Linked DNA regions of Homo sapiens: region 1 is linked to region 2. A link is a loop called in an ENCODE intact Hi-C map of the cell type or tissue named here. Cell type or tissue: dorsolateral prefrontal cortex. All regions are shown on one strand.

The links. Peaks named below come from ENCODE experiments on the same cell type or tissue, not always from the same donor. Only the 100,000 strongest peaks of a DNase experiment are listed, where the experiment ranks them.
Region 1: a loop joins it to region 2, with 2.2 times the contacts of the local background. A loop is called at or near these places in 5 of 110 quality-filtered maps.

What each region holds. Positions count from the first base shown.
Region 1 is chr6:53,100,818-53,108,817 of GRCh38, reverse strand. It overlaps FBXO9 (F-box protein 9), which reads right to left. Exons shown (of 13, transcript NM_033480.3): 13 at 7,945-8,000. Among named protein-coding and RNA genes, the nearest start is that of FBXO9, 39 kb to the right of the region's middle. In dorsolateral prefrontal cortex, a CTCF peak has its summit at 4,337 (motif pointing left); no DNase peak of the experiment used is centred here; H3K27ac peaks cover 116 bases.
Region 2 is chr6:53,722,976-53,730,975 of GRCh38, reverse strand. LOC124901334 (a long non-coding RNA gene) reads right to left here and starts at 4,205. Exons shown (of 3, transcript XR_007059620.1): 1 at 4,021-4,205. RefSeq lists an enhancer at 225-742. In dorsolateral prefrontal cortex, CTCF peaks have their summits at 1,979, 2,182 (motif pointing right), 4,766 and 4,965 (motif pointing right); DNase peaks (open chromatin) are centred at 2,205 and 4,965; H3K4me3 peaks cover 274 bases; H3K27ac peaks cover 1,356 bases.

The DNA.
Region 1 (8,000 bases), 620 kb after region 2:
GCCAGAATTGATATATTAATGTTTGCCAAAAAATGTGAAAAACTCACAGGTGCTTCCCAGTCTGCTGTGCCATTGGAAAATGTAGGAAGAAAAGACAAAAGAATATTGGCTGTCTCAGAAAGACTTCAGTAGGAATGGTACCAAAATTAAAAAGATTTACAAAAAAAAAAAAAAACTTAAAAAGATTAGGGGGAGAGCTGTACCATGCCCCTTCATGCAGCTGGCCCTCAGGGTACAAGCAACAAAGTGGCCACATGAGCAGCTGTTCTCACGTCAAGAGAAACCTGCTTAATGACAGTCTTGGTAGGAGAAGAAGAGCCTGTTCCAAAACTTGTTCTTTCTTAAAGTTAAGGCTCTTGATCTTTACTTTTCTCCTGACTCTTCAAGTTCTTCAGGATTATTTTTCCTAACTCAGAAGGTCTGCTTCAAATGCTGCTATTTCTTGTTGAGTTGGGGCAGGGGGCACGCAGGGCTAGGAATAGGAATTTGCTATTTATAATCTCCATGACCTCTATAAAGGTCATCTTTTCTACTCTATCATTAAGAAAGAAACAGGCTGTACTTTTTCTTACTCAATTCTGCTCAAGATTAGAGCTCTCAAAACAGATGTATTGAGACGTCATTCAGCAATTACAGGAAGGCCATTAGATTTTTGGAAGGAGCATTACTTTGTGGGACATTTAAGGCTTTCTTGCTCTCGACCATTTTGGCTGTTTCCAAGCTAGTGTTTTTCTGTTTGTTTGTTTGTTTTTTTGAGATGGAGTTTCGCTCTTGTTGCCCAGGTTGGAGTGCAATGACATGATCTTGGCTCACTGCAACCTCTGCCTCCCAGGTTCAAGCGATTCTCCTGCGTCAGCCTCCCAAGTTGCTGGGATTACAGGTATGCGCCACCACACCCAGCTAATTTTTTTATTTTTTAGTAGAGACGGGATTTCACCATGTTGGCCAGGCTGGTTTCTAACTCTTGACCTCAGGTGATCCACCAGCCTCGGCCTAAAGTGCTGGGATTATAGGTGTGAGCCATCGCGCCCGGCCCAAGCTACTGCTTCTTAATCGAATGTTTCCAAAGACAAGGTTGGGCATTTGCTTTAATTTTACCTTATACTCTGTTGTGCTTCCCATCTCCTCCTGCACTTTAACTCAGGCTCTGTGGACTGACTTAGGGTTTCCCAATATTCAGAATTTTCTCTTGGCTCTTAGAGGCAATTGCTCAGGCCCTTTTGACTACTGTTGTGGGGCTGCTCCTGGGTAGGGTTAGGAAATCATTGAAATTTGCCTACATACTATCAAGATTTCCCACAATCTCCCAAACCTTCCTATTTGCATCAGTCTTTGGCGCATCACTACCTTTCATTTATTTCCCCTAAGCTACCCAAAGCCTGAGTGCTACTCTAGACTTGCAAATTCTTTCCTGTATTAAGGGCAGTCTCATCCGCTGGTGGGTGAGGAACACAGGGTAACTATTTGGCATACTTGCCTCTGCTTCCCAATCCTGTGCCCAGAGCAGGCATCGCTGATCAGTCAGCCATGGCACGCATCCCTACTGAGTTGACTCAGCAGCAGAATATTTCTTAACCAGCACTTCAGACAACCACTACCAATGGATCAAGCCCAGCCATTGATTTAAGTTGAAGCTTAACTTGCTGTAGTGTAAAGGGATTGCTCCTATAAACTACATAGTTGAAATGGCTCACAAGTACAGTCTTAGGGTTGTTGTTTTGAGATTTATGATTTTAGAGTCTGCTTTCTGGCATCTCCCAGTCATTGGTCCCTTCTTAGTACAGAGCTATTTTCTCAACTGACCCTAAGTGTTACTGTCCTTTTAGATAATAATAGATTCCATATGGAGAGCCTATTATGTGCTGGGACCTAACATCTGTAGTATTTATTGCCATAGCAACCCTGCAGGTAGTTTTCATTATCCCCAGTTTACAAATGAGGCTCCAGGTGGTAAGTGACTTTGACTAAGTAGATGCTGGTAAGGGTGGGTGTTCAAACTCAGGGCTGGCTAGGCATAGTGGCTCATGCCTGTAATCCCAGCACTTTGGGAGGCTGAGGCAGGCAGATCACCTGAGGTCAGGAGTTCAAGACCAGCCTGGCCAATATGGTGAAACCGCATCTCTACTAAAAATACCAAAAAATTAGCGGGGCATGGTGCCCCTCTAGTCCCAGCTACTCAGGAGCTGAGGCAAGAGAATCCCTTCAACTCAGGAGGCCACGCCACTGCATTCCAGCCTGGGCGACAGGGTGAGACCCCATCTCCAAAAAAAACAAACAAAAACAACTAAAAACCCAGGGCTATCTAACCCCAAAGTCCGGATTCTGTCCACTGTTTTATGATACTTCCCTACTTCTCCTGTCAAATTCTGAGTTAGAGGAAGGCCTTACTCGTTCATGTCTGGGTAGAATATGATTCTTTCTTATTCAGGTCCCCAGGGACCTAAAGGAATCATGTTTAAGATTTAAAGGCTCCAAAGCTGAAAGATCCAAAGCTGAAAGATCTGTAGAGGCCTCAGTGTTGGTAGTTCTCACTTGCTCTGAATGGTCCTAGCATCTACTAGGTTTGAATTGGGGGCACCCAGGCAAAGAACTCCTCTGACACAGTGTTGGTAGAAGCCACAGAAGTCTTCCCTCCACTGCAATGGTTAACTATAATGATCTGATTGGGAATCAGCTCACATTTACTGAGTATCTGCTAGGGTCAGGATCTGTGCTAGGTTCACTGAGCTCATGTCTTCTGACCCAGTTTGTGGTCTTTGCACCACACCATGCAGTTGGCTCTTTATATCGCAGTGCTCAAAATACATCCACTCCTCTAGGAGATAGTGCAGAGGTACACACCCCTGTTGGGGATGAAGGAACAAGCAAAGAGAGGAGACTTTGCTTTTAGCTACACACTTCAAAGACATACAAACTATAAGGCAAAGAAAGATATCTCTCTGCAACTGTCCACATTAATTTGGGATTATAGGTCCAGGCCTGGAGGAAATTAGCTAGTCATTAAAGAAATCAGATGGGAATAAAGAACAGATCATGAGAAAAGTAGAAACTGTTATCTGATATGGATTCACTTTTTTAAGCTGTTGGGAATTCCTGGTACTAAAGCCTCTGTTAGCCAAATGCAGAAGTCAGTGAGCATTCCGAGGGACTTCAGAATCCAGTGCAGGGCAACAGATACATTGGACCCTTCTGCAAAGTGGTTTTCCTGGTAAAATCATGGAAATTAGTGAGGTCTAATCGTCACTCTACTCGTCACACACTAGGAAACACCGCTGGTATTTTCTTCTCTTCTATAGAGGAAGAAAAATAGCCAGAAAAGAATGGATAACCTTCATTCTGAGTTACATCTGACAAAAAGCCAAATGTAGGGCACTGGCCATGCCTTGAGTATAGTGACCATCCATCCCAGTTCGCTCAGGAGCCTCCCGATTTATGCTTGCTGTTCCAGTGCAATTACAAAAAAAACACTACTCTTTCCTCTAAAAAGTGTCCTGATTTTGACAATAAATTGACTATTTGATCACCCTACTTATAGAGCAGGTTTCAACTTACTGCTCCTTTGGCCTGAATACAATAAATTGGGCTGGATGTATTTCCAGGACTTGAGGAAAAGTTAGTCTGCACAGAAAAGCCATTTCAGCAAAAGAAGCCTATGCTGCTTATGCAATCTCCACACTATCCTTCTTCAATCTACCATACACACACATGCACACCATGTCCAGAATTGGCCAGCATTCTTAGGATAGTCTTGCACAGTTTTCTGAATCTCAATTCTGCTGCTAGATATTTACTGGATTCATAAGAAGAAGGTGCAAATATGGAAGCCTTGAGTGGATTTAACAGTGATCCCCCAAAAACTCTGCACTGAGCATTAGACCACAGCAAGAGGGGCTGTGGGCCTCTCAAGAGAGTCACAAATCAGGCCACTTGCTTGTCAAATGGGGACAGGTTGGCCCCTCTTCTGGATCTCAACAACCCCAACCTCAGATACTATCCCAGGATCCCTTTCCTATTCATTCCAAATCAGGATATTCAATTTCCTCATGCAGCCAGGACAAACTGGCCAGATTAAAAAAAAAAAAAAAAAAAAAAAACAATGGCCAAGAAAACTGAGATTTCTGGGCTACTTGCTGAAGAGTTGGCATGGCAGGAGTTAGGGCACTGTCACAAAAATGGCATTTCTGTTTGAATATACACCTTAAATCTTAGATCCTGTCACTTGCAGCTTTGAAAGTCAGTCAGAAAGATCTGGGGTGTTCCTATTTTCTTGTGAATGTGAAAATCAGCTCCCCCTAACACTATGAAGAATAAGAGCAAAAACAAAAAGGCTGGGACAAGAGTGTCACCTAGTGACAAAAGGATGCTTTTGTTAGTTTCTTCCAATAGAGCATCAAGAGCCCATGAAATGTGTCCAGTGCTTTATAGGGATCCTTTTATCTCATGTTCACAACAGAGAGGTGCTTTGGAATCAGAGATTTAAAAGAAATGGACCCTGTCCTCAACCACAGTTTGATGGAGGGCATTCGCATGTAAAAACAGAATTAAAATGGAATGTGATAACTGCTGGGATAGAGGCAATGTGGAATATTTTGGAGACAGACAAGGGACACCTTCTGGTGGAATCAGGAGAAGTATACATAGGTACTGAGCCTAACAATTAATTGGGTATTAGCTCCCTGCTCGGCTTACCTATCCCTATGCCAATTACACAAGGAGAGAAACTGTGAGGTTGAACTTGACACACACCATCCATTGACTCTCTTTCTTATGATGTACCCCTTGGTTGATGGCTGCGCTGTCCATTACAGTAGTCACTGGTCACATGTGGCTATGAGCACTTGGAACATGGCTAAGCCAGTAGAAGTGTGCTGGAAGTGTAAATTACACTCCAGATTCCAAAGATTTAGAATTTTTTAAAGTGTAAAAAAATCCCATTAGTAATTTTTATATTGAGTACGTGTCAAAATGATACTGTTTTGGATAGTACTGGATTAAAATAAATTATTAAAATTAACTTCACCTTTTTAATAAAAAAATGGCTCTAGAAACTTAAAAATTACATATGTGGTTCAAATTATATTTCTAGTGGGCAGCGCTGGTCTAAGCTCCAGTGGGAATTGTAACATATTGGAGTTTTGATGTTATTTCTTTAGAACTGGACTCTACTCCTGGCTCTGGCTATGAGAAAGCATTCTGGAGTTAGCCTTGCTCCACTACTCAGTAACCAGGATGAGCTTGACAAGTTTATTTAAACTCTCTTAACCTGAAATTTCTTATTTATAAAATAGGAACAATAATACCTGTGTGTTGTGAGCACAAATGAGATAATCCATATAAAAGAAGGCCTTCTGCCCCATACTTAACACATAATCTCTCAAAGTTTTTAAACAACTTTATTATTACTTGCATATAATTTCTTTCTTTCTTTCTTTTGAAAACAGGGTTTACTCTGTCACCCAGGCTAGAGTGCAGTGGCGTGATCTTGGCTCGCTGCAGCCTCCACTTCTCGGGCTTCTGAATAGCTGGGACTCCAGGCACGTACCACCATGCCTGGCCAATTTTGTTTTTATTTTTTCTAGAGATGAGGTCTATGTTGCCCAGGTTGAACATATAAGTTCTTGATTCTCTGCATTTTTAAATTAACAAATAATGGTACATGTTTGTGGAGTACAATGTGATGTTTTGATACATGTACACATTGCAAAATGAGCAAATCAGACTAATTAACGTATCTATCACCTCATATACTTATCCTTTCTTTGTGGTGAGAACATTTAAAATATGCTCTTTTGGCCATTTAAACATATGCATTGTTAATAACTACAGTGACCATGTTATGCCACAGATCACTAGAATGTATTCCTCCTAGCTGAAACTTTACATACCCTTGAACTAATATCTCTGCTTTCCCCATCCACCCTTCCCTCCAGCCCCTGGTAACCACCACTCTACTCTCTTCTATCAGTTTGACTTTTTTAGATTTTACAAATAAGTAAGATCATGCAGTAACATCTAAGTTCTTAATAAACATTATTAAGACTAGAATTTACTGAGTGCTTACAACTGCCAGGCCCTCTGCATGAATACACGCCTTTAATTTGTGAGGGTCCTGGTTATACCACCTGAGGCAAACAACTTCACCCTTCATGAGCCCCCATTTCCTCACCTCCACATGGGGATAGTTGGTCAGTAAGTGACTTCTAGGGAAACTTCCAGCTTTGACATTCTATGTGTCATCTGACATTTAAACATATTTCACTATCACATTAAGTATTATTCAAAGGCTCTGACTTCCAATGTTTCCTCATAGCCTTTTGTTCTTGTTTCTTCTTCCATGTCTTTGAAGAAATAGAATTTTGTTTTTCAGATTTCTTCTACTACCTGCATTTTTTTATTTCCATCATGTCCCCTTTCTCTGCTTATTTAAAAAGTCTGATTCTCTGTCACTCATTTAGACTTTGTCTTCAAATACTTGGTGTTCCTTGCTTGTCCATTGATAGCCAAGAAGGAGCCACTACGATGTTAACTAGAAACTACGTGGGTAGGTGGTACTTGCTGACTGAGAGGCGTGGGAGAGGACCTATTCTGTTGATTCCTAAATGTCAGTATCCGTAGGTCTTTTTTTTGTGGGAAGGGGTCTTTTCCTAGAGGGGAAGCCTCCACTTTCCTGCCTGATGGTGTGAGCCTGACAACTTGAGTTCTGGGAGTTGGCTGGGGATACTTCCCGCAGGGTCTTGCTGTTTCCATGTGGTACCTTACCTTCCATGGGAGGCCAGTTGAGTTGATTTGCACTTTTTAGCTTCCCCTGCTTCTGGCTGAGGTCTCAGATCTCTCTGGAACAGCAACAGTTATAATACATATAATGGCTGCTATTTACTGAGCACCAACTCAGTCAGGCATTGTCCTATGCAATTAACGTGGAGTGTTATCTGTTACTCCTTTCAACTCTGTGGGTAGGTATTATGATAATATTTCCTCTAATTTATCATGACATGGAGAGTTAACTAACTTGCTCGAACTCAGTCGTGGATCTAGCACTTCAACACACAGCCCATGCTTAATGCCACTTTACCACTTGCCCACCTGCTTTCTATTTTCCAAATTCTAACCTGTCCTGTCTGCTTTCAGCACCTCTCCTGTCCTCCCTGTCTTGAAGGACTTAAGTCTTTTCTTTTTTTTTTTTTTTTTTTGAAAGACAGTGGTCTCCCTATGTTACCCTCAAACTCCCTATGTTGCCCTCACTCAAGTGATCCCCTGGTCTCAGCCTCCCAAAGTGCTGGGATTACAGGCATGAGCCACCACACCCAGCCCTATTTCTTTACTACTATTTTAGTGGAGTTTCAGGAGACAGTGGAGATAAATGTGCAGGTGTTGTTCACTATACATAACCAAAGACTGAAATCACTTTTTGGATGTGGAGGCTATCGTGACTGGTCACAGTGACCAATGGATGGTCACTGTGAAACTGGGATCCCACTGCATCGCCTTGGCTTCTGTTTCTGCTCTGACTGCAATTGGATTCTGTGTGGCCAGAGAAGCCTTGCAAGCCTTAGCCCATACATGTCATGGTTGCCAACTTACCTAGAGCTGTTGCTGACACTCAGCATCCATCACTGGGGAAATGACTGGCCAGGTTTTAAGATCCAGAGCATGAAAGCATCAGATAAAGGAGACAGAACTGGAAGTGTTTCACTGTATGACTGAAAAATCACACATACATGTGAAAGGCCAGGATGATTAAAATCAAAAAGTGAATAATGGATGAGGTGACTACAGGTAATTTACATTTTATTCTGTCTGCTCATCTATTTTCCAGTTTTTCTACAGTGTATACATTATTTACCAAATGTATATTTTAAGATATTTTAAAATGTTCACTCTTTGATTCAGTCATTCTACTTCTTAGAAACATCTTAAAGTAATAATACAAGAAGTATGCAAAGATTTAGCCACAGGAATGTTTATTCCAAAAACGTTTACACTACCATTAAATTAGAAAA
Region 2 (8,000 bases):
GTCATAACATTTTAATCTCTCCAGGCCTGGGACAAGGTGGAAACCTACAGGTTCCCAAGGAGATTGTTTTCATCATTAGCATTTCAGCCAAAGCCTTAATGCTGCAAAAAGAAAGCATAATGTGGAGCAAGAGTTCCTGCTTTGGCCTATTCTGACTCTAGCTCTCCAGGGCTCTGATGAAGTCCATTGTGATCTAGCATTAGAAAAAAAATAAAAAATAAAAAAAATTTTTTAAAAAGCCTTCTCTCTTAAGCCTTGCTGCTATTCGTACTGGCTCAAAGTGCATGGTTTAATACTTGTAGCTATGAATACTTGCATATTTCCAAAGGCCTTACCGTACACATTTATTGGGAAAAATCTCTATTTTCTCCCAAGTGGGTTTGAGGTAAAAAGAATCCAGTAAATAGCTACGCATTTCATTAGACTGGATGAGGGTGTGGATTGCTGTCATTGTTTGCCCAAGTGAACTGCTGCTGTAAAGAAGCCCCTTACAAAATGTTACCTGCGGGACTGCTTTCATGTCTTCATTAACAACAGACACTTGGCATTAGTGAATCAACCACTGTGTTAATTAGAACTCAGACTTGCAGCCTATCCTCAGCTCATAGAATAAACACTGTTTTCCTTTGACCTAATTACAAGATGTTCTTAAACATCATCATTTTGTAAAAGAAACCATGACTACAAATTGCTTTGTGAACCATGCACATTGTTGGGACTCAAAATGTGTCTGCAGTTTGGAGAAAGTGTTTGCAGTTTGCCAGCAAAAATGCAGTCCATACGAAACAGTGGTGTATACAGGCAATGGGAATGATCTTTTTGCAGATATTATACACTTTTCTCTACCTTCCCTTACCTTCCGCATCACATAGCCCCTATCTAAAAAAAAAAAAGAAAAAAAAGAAAAAAAAAAAAGGTTGTCAGATCAGAATCCGAATAGCCTTTTATCTTATCAACAGATTTTATTTGGTAGGTTCCCCACAGTTGCTGGCTTTGGTGACATTTCAGATTAGGTTGTCATTTCTTCCCTTAAGCCCCAACAACAGCTTTCTATCGTCATGATTGATTAAAAAGCCCAGCAAACAAATAAGCAAATTGCTACACCACCACTATCAACCACGATAAAACTCAGAAACAAAAATATTTTCTTTAAGCCAAAGAGAGTTGATTAAATACCTCATAATGTACTGTGGGTCAGCTGTATTGGGCCACATTGGGTCATTATTGTAGAATTTTATTTTAATATGAACCCTGAGGGACTGTAATGCCTAGAGCCTTACTCAGCCCTGATCTCCCCAAATGCTCCAGTACCGTAAGGAAAAATATCTAGAGCAAGCCTGTCCAGTCCCCGGCCTGCAGGCCACATGCAGACCAGGACGGCTTTGAATGCAGCCCAACACAAATTCGTAAACTTTCTTAAAACATTATGAAATTATTTATTTATTTATTTATTTTTAGCTCATCAGCTATCATTAGTGTAGTGGTTTTATTGTTTTGTTTTGTTTTGTTTTGTTTTGTTTTGTTTTGTTTTGTTTTTGAGACGGAATCTTGCTCTGTTGCCCAGGCCGGAGTGCAGTGGCGCGATCTCGACTCACTGCAAGCTCCGCCTCCCAGGTTCATGCCATTCTCCTGCCTCGGCCTCCCCAGTAGCTGGGACTACAGGCGCCCGCCACCACGCCCAGCTAATTTTTTTTGCATTTTTAGTAGAGACGGGGTTTCACCACGTTAGCCAGGATGGTCTCGATCTCCTGACTTCGTGATACGCCCGCCTCGGCCTCCCAAAGTGCTGGGATTACAGGCGTGAGTGTAGTATCTTTTATGTGTAGCCCAAGACAATTCTTCTTCCAATGTGGCCCAGGGAAGCCAAAAGATTGGACACCCTTGATCTGGAGTATGAAAGAAAAAAACACATTTCAAGCGGCCTGTGGGATGCTGCCAGGAACCCCTCCGAGATTTCTAGTGCTGAGGACTCTGTTCTTCAACACACAAACCTCCTTCTGGGGAGGTGTTCTTGCTGAATATAACTACAGACCCTTGAGCAAAGGACTCCCTTACAGAAAACAGTGGCGAAAAGCTGAAATAATAACTGGGTAATATACAGGTTATTATACAGACTGGCATTCCAATACCACTCTGGAGAGCGTTGACATAGCAGTTCCAAAGACAATCTTTAAAAGTGTTCTGCCACAGGGCCACCGCTAGAGGGCAGAGCAGACCACTTCTGTTTTCAGACGCTTTCTCCGGAGGGGAAATTGAAAAGTTTCCTTTGAAGGATGAGCTGAATGCTGAGCAGACCTTCACACTTAAAAGCATTTCCACCCCTGCACTTCACCCTTCTAGGAGCAGAACAGTGGGTGGGCAGGCAAGCACTACTACGTAAATTGCATTGAAACAGGATTTCATTGGAAGAAAACACTCTTCCAGTGAAATCTGAAGTTTCATAACTTTGATAACTTTCATTTACTAAAATATTTCAGCCCTTTCCATGTGCCAGAGACTGTACTGAGAACTGGGGATATAAACACAAGTATTTCTTTGTTATTTTCCTCTATAGGTTTACGGTGTAGGTGGGCAGACAGACAAGTGAATTAATCAAGAGACAATAATGTCCCAAATGCAATATGAGCTCAAAGGAGGGGAACTGGGATTTCAGGTGGGGTGAGCAGATGGGATGGCTGAGAGTGTTGGAGGCTCAAAGGCCAAATCAGAAGTCACTGGGTGAAGGAGAGAGAAAAGAAAAAGAGGGAATTTTTTTTTTGAGAAACTGTTTTCTGTATAATAATATATAACCGAGAAAATTAATATCCAAATGCAAAATAAAAGAAAAAAGCCAATAGCTAGTACTAAAACCTGTTGTTTTTTAACCATAAACTTCTAGTTTTCAGAAGATTTGGGGTAAAAACAACTTAGGAAGAAAACAGCATAACCACGTTGACCTGAAATGAGCCCATCTGAATATCATTCCTATTGTGTAAGCAGAGTTACACCCGGGAATGCCACGAACCAGACTGGGTAGTCCTCTAGGAATGATGAGGGCTGATGGCTGCTATGTGAGGGTGGTCTCCTCACAGCAATCTTGTTGGAATGTCCCCATTCCTCTGACACACCACCAAATGCACCTGGAATGATGAACGCTAATGTGGTTCTCAAGCCATGCTACACGTTCACATCAATCAGGGAACTTTCAGATGTCCAGCTCTCTCTCTACCTCCCTGTTCTGATTCAATGTTTGAAAACTCTCTAGGTTATTTTACAGTGCAGTCAGGGTTGAGGCCTACTGAGTTATACACTGGTGATATTTCACAGGGGAAACATAAGATGACAGCTAGGGACGCGGGCAATATCATTTTCTTTTAGCACCAGGAAATAATTGAACCTTCTACTTTAATATTATGTGACTTTTTTTCTGAGATTACAATCTACACCTCAGTTTTGTTTGTTTGTTTGTTTTGAGATGGAGTCTTGCTCTGTCGCTCAGGCTGGAGTGTGGTGGGGTGATCTTGGCTCACTGCAACCTCTGCCTCCTGGGTTCAAGCGATTCTCCCACCTCAACCTCCTGAGTAGCTGGGCTTGCAGGCCTGCGCCACCAAGGCTAACTTTTGCATTTTTAGTAGAGACGGAGTTTCACCGTGTTGTCCAGGCTGATCTTGAACTCCTGACCTCAAGTGATCCACCAGCTTTGGCCTCGCAAAGTGCTGAGATTACAGGCGTGAGCCACCGCGCCCCAACTTATGTAATTTTTTAACTTGCACTTCAACACCTGAGATAGTTCGCAGGTAAAATACGTTATCACAAAGAAAACAATATGAAAATAGAAATGAGTATGCAGAGGGTAGATAATGTTGCAAAATGTTCATTTTTACCTTTTTCATTAGTCACTTTGTAATTTGTAAAGGGTCCCCCTCAGATAGGCATTGGAAAGCCCCTCCCTTTGGTCTCTCTCTTCAGAATCCTCTGGGTGCCTTTCTGCCCTTCCTTGAGAGTCCCAGCCTCATCACTGAATAACAGAGACAGATTTACCGGCTCCAGAGGCTCCCTCTTGGCTTCATCCTGGACTCTGGATGGCATCCTCTGCTGTGCTTTCTTATGAACGACGTGTGCTGACGGTTAGCAGTTTGGAATTCTTCATCTTAGAGCACCTACAAGGGCCAGGCACGGTGGCTCACGCCTGTAATCCCAGCACTTTGGGAGGACGAGGCGGGCAGATCACCTGAGGCCAGGAGTTCGAGACCAGCCTGGTCAACATGGTGAAACCCCGTCTCTACTAAAGTAAATACAAAAATTAGCTGGGCATGGTGGTGCATGCCTGTAGTCTCAGCTACTCGGGAGGCTGAGGCAGGAGAATTGCTTGAACCCGGGAGGCAGAGGTTGCAGTGAGGCAAGATCCAGCGCCACTGCACTCCAGCCTGGGCGACAGAGCGAGACTCCGTCAAAAAAAAAAAAAAAAAAGCATCCACACGACTGACAACCCTTACTGCTGGTACCACTCACCTCCAATTATTATGCTGACATATTACTTAATTTTGTCATGTTACTTTGTCTTTCCAAATAGCTCCTCTCCGTCAGGAGAGAGTGTGATGGGAGGGTGGAGAAAGATGTAAGAGGAGGTGGGGATAAGGGTGGTGAATCTGGCCCAGCCACATCTTTTTTTCAGCTTGCCAAGGGTGCTGAATGGGAGGTTAACGTCAAAAGGGCTGCATTCCGAACGAGTTGCTCCAAAGTGGTGTAGGGTGTACAGCAAGATTTTCTGTATTTCGGGGGCACTTTGACTCAAACTAGGGTTCAGGAAAGCCGCTGACCATTCAAGTTGATCCTCTTCTGGTCAAGAGGCTGCAGCGAGGGAGAACTCTAGCAAGAAACAGGAAACTGGAGGCCGAGAAATGGTGAGGGCTGGAGAATTCAATACTGGCAGCCCCTTGCTGCGGGAAGGCAGGGGAGCCGCTGCTCTGACACACTTGTGCCGCTAGAGGGCAGCGCAGGGCAGAGCAGCTACTCAAGCGCACCATTTGGGGAGCGCAGGATTTCAGCAGCTGGAGGAGTCACAGGGAAGCCATTCATAAAACAAGCATAGAATAAATTATCTAGCAAGGAAGGTTGCTTTGAAATATGACCAGGAAAAGGGTAGGCACCAAAGGTAACAATTGCTTTAATAACTTTGAGTAATGAGACTTTTTTTTTTTTTTTTTGACAGAGTATCTCTCTGTCTCCCAGGCTGGAGGGCAGTGGCGCGATCTCGGCTCACTGCAACCTCCACTTCCCGGGTCCAAGCGATTCTCGATTCTCCTGCCTCAGCCTCCCGTGTAGCTGGGACTATAGGCCCGCGTCACCTCGCCCGGCTAATTTAATTTTTGTATTTTTAGTAGAAACGGGATTTCACCATGTTGGCCAGGCTGGTCTTGAACTCTTGACCTCAAGTGATCCGCCTACCTCGGCCTCCTAAAGTGTTGGGATTACAGGCGTGAGCCACCGCGCCCGGCTGAGTAATGAGACTTTTCTGCAGTGAACATGGAAATAGGCTGCTTCAGAGGTAACGAGAGAAGGGAATTTTGAGATTATTTGAAACGGTGATTTATCTCAGTACAGACATGGCACATGTTCACTTCAGGGATATAAAATGAGCTAATCAGGGGCTACAGTGGCCTTCCTAAGTCTCATGAAACACTTCCAAAAACTTTCCATGCTTTCCCTAATTTTGTGCAGCAAACGATAAGAGACACTTAGGGACAGGGATTTGCTTCACATGAGAACTAGCCCAAGAAACCAACTACACGTGGACCACACAGACAGCATCTCCAAGAGTGATAGACAGTACTCAACCTCCATCGTTTCATTTTGATGGAAACAGAGTGAGTTTAAGGAAGGCTTTTGGTGAGCACGTGTTTTATATTTCTATTTCATAATGCTGGTATTTCTATCAGTCTTTCTGGAATATTTCTCCCCTAAATGCAGAGAGAATCAAAAGCAAGAAAAGTGGATTCTAGCTCTCAAAGAGTTTCCAGAGTCCTGAAGAAGCTGGAAAGTTATTCAGTCAGGTTCCTAACAGGAAGCAGATGGCATGCCCAAGGTAGGATCATTCTGGGATGGTTTATTTACTAATGCATGGGCAGAGTGCAAGGGACCCTCATGAGATGGTGCAGAAAGTAGCTCAGAGCTTTAACAGCAAGCTGTCACTACACCTGAATCTGAGGGAGGGGAGGGAGTACTCATGGGGTTGCTGAAGAGAGAGTCCGTGGAGAGAAGTCCAACTTGTAAGAAGGACAGTGATCTTAGGTTGCAGCCAGCCCCAGGTGACCACACCCTCCCCTCCTCTCCCTTCTCTCCCCTTCCCCTCCCCTCCCCTTCCCCTCCCCTCCCCTCCCCTTCCTTTCCTGTCCTTTGTCCTTTGTCTCCTTTTCCCAGAGGATAAGAGGATTGGTTGATACAATCCTTTCAGGTCAGACTTCCAGGGGAGACATCAAAATGGACATAATCCCACTTACCTGAAATAAGACATGAATGTAACTGCTACTACTTGTGCAGAGGTCCACCTGGCAATACTGCAGGCCCATCTGGGCAGCATTCAAAGAAACGAGGGCTAATGGCTGGCATGTAGGAATCAGTTCCTCAGAGCAATCATGGTAATAAAATAAAGTTGAACTCTGTCTAAATGCAGTTCTTTGTAAATATGTCTTTTCTCTGGCTGCTTTTAAGAGCTTCTTTTTATCTTTGATAATATGAAATTTGATTATGATGTACTTTGGTGAGAGTTTTTTTTGTAGTTTTATTTTTTTATTTTTTGCGTGGGGCCCTTCAGGCGTCCTGGATCTATGGAACAGCACACCACATCACATATCATATCACTTTCGGAAAATTCTTAGCTAGTATCTTCTCCCCATTCTCTTTTCTGTCCTTCTGGAACTTTAATATTAAATCTCCTCTTTTTTTTTTTTTTTTTTTAGCTTGTCTGTGATATTTCCCATTTATTTTGTGTCTTCGTACTATAGTCTGTGTAATTTCTTCAGATAATTCTCAGTACACCAATACTCTCTGCCTGCACCTAATCTGTTGTTCAGTCCATCCATTGAATGTTGTTTTCATTTGTTTTGTGTGAGGGCAGTGGGAGGGGTGAGCGTACAATTGTTTCTTTTGAAATCTACCTAGTCAGTTAACAGTCTCTTCCTGGTATGTAATTCTGATTTCCTAATTTCTTCCTCAAACTTCTAAATCATTTATATTCTGCAAACACTAACGTTAACATCTGAAATCTTTGTAAATGTGATTCCTCTGCAGGTTTTCTTAGCTAACTCCTGCTTATTGGACTTTGTTTCCTTTTTTTACAAAAAAAAATTATTTGATTCTGTGAGTTCATAGTTATTGGAGCATTATCTGCAGGAATGCTGTATGTCTGGGTTGTTGTTGGTTTACCCAGAAAGAATTTATGTTTGCTTTGGCCAGGAGCATAAGGGAGAAGAATGCTACCAGCCTGGTACTACTACTTTACCTTCTTGGCTTGGGATTTGGAGAGACCATGCAAGCAGTGTGAGTTGGAGCCCCAAACCTGCACAGAAGTTTTTTGGTGTTTGTTTGTTTGTTTGTTTTTGATACAGAGTCTCACTCTATCTCCCAGGCTGGAGCACAATCTTGGATCACTGCAACCTCCGCCTCCCGGGTTCAAGCAATTCTCCTGCCTCAGCTTCCCAAGTAGCTGGGATTACAGGCATGCACTATCACACCTGGCTTATTTTTGTAATTTTTTATAGAGACGGGATTTCACCATGTTGGCCAGGCTGGTCTCAAACTCCTGACCTCAGGTGACTGGCCCACCTCAGCCTCCCAAAGTGCTGGGATTACAGGCGTGAGCCACCACACCCAGCCGCCAGGAGCTTGTTCTTACTATGCGTTCTTAGGAGAGGTGGGTTTTGTTTGTTCGTTTGTTGTTGTTTTCCATTTTACTTAGAGGAAAGGTCAAGACCAGCAAAGTTTTTTACTTTCAGTCTTTGTGGGGCAGCCCTTTGAAATCG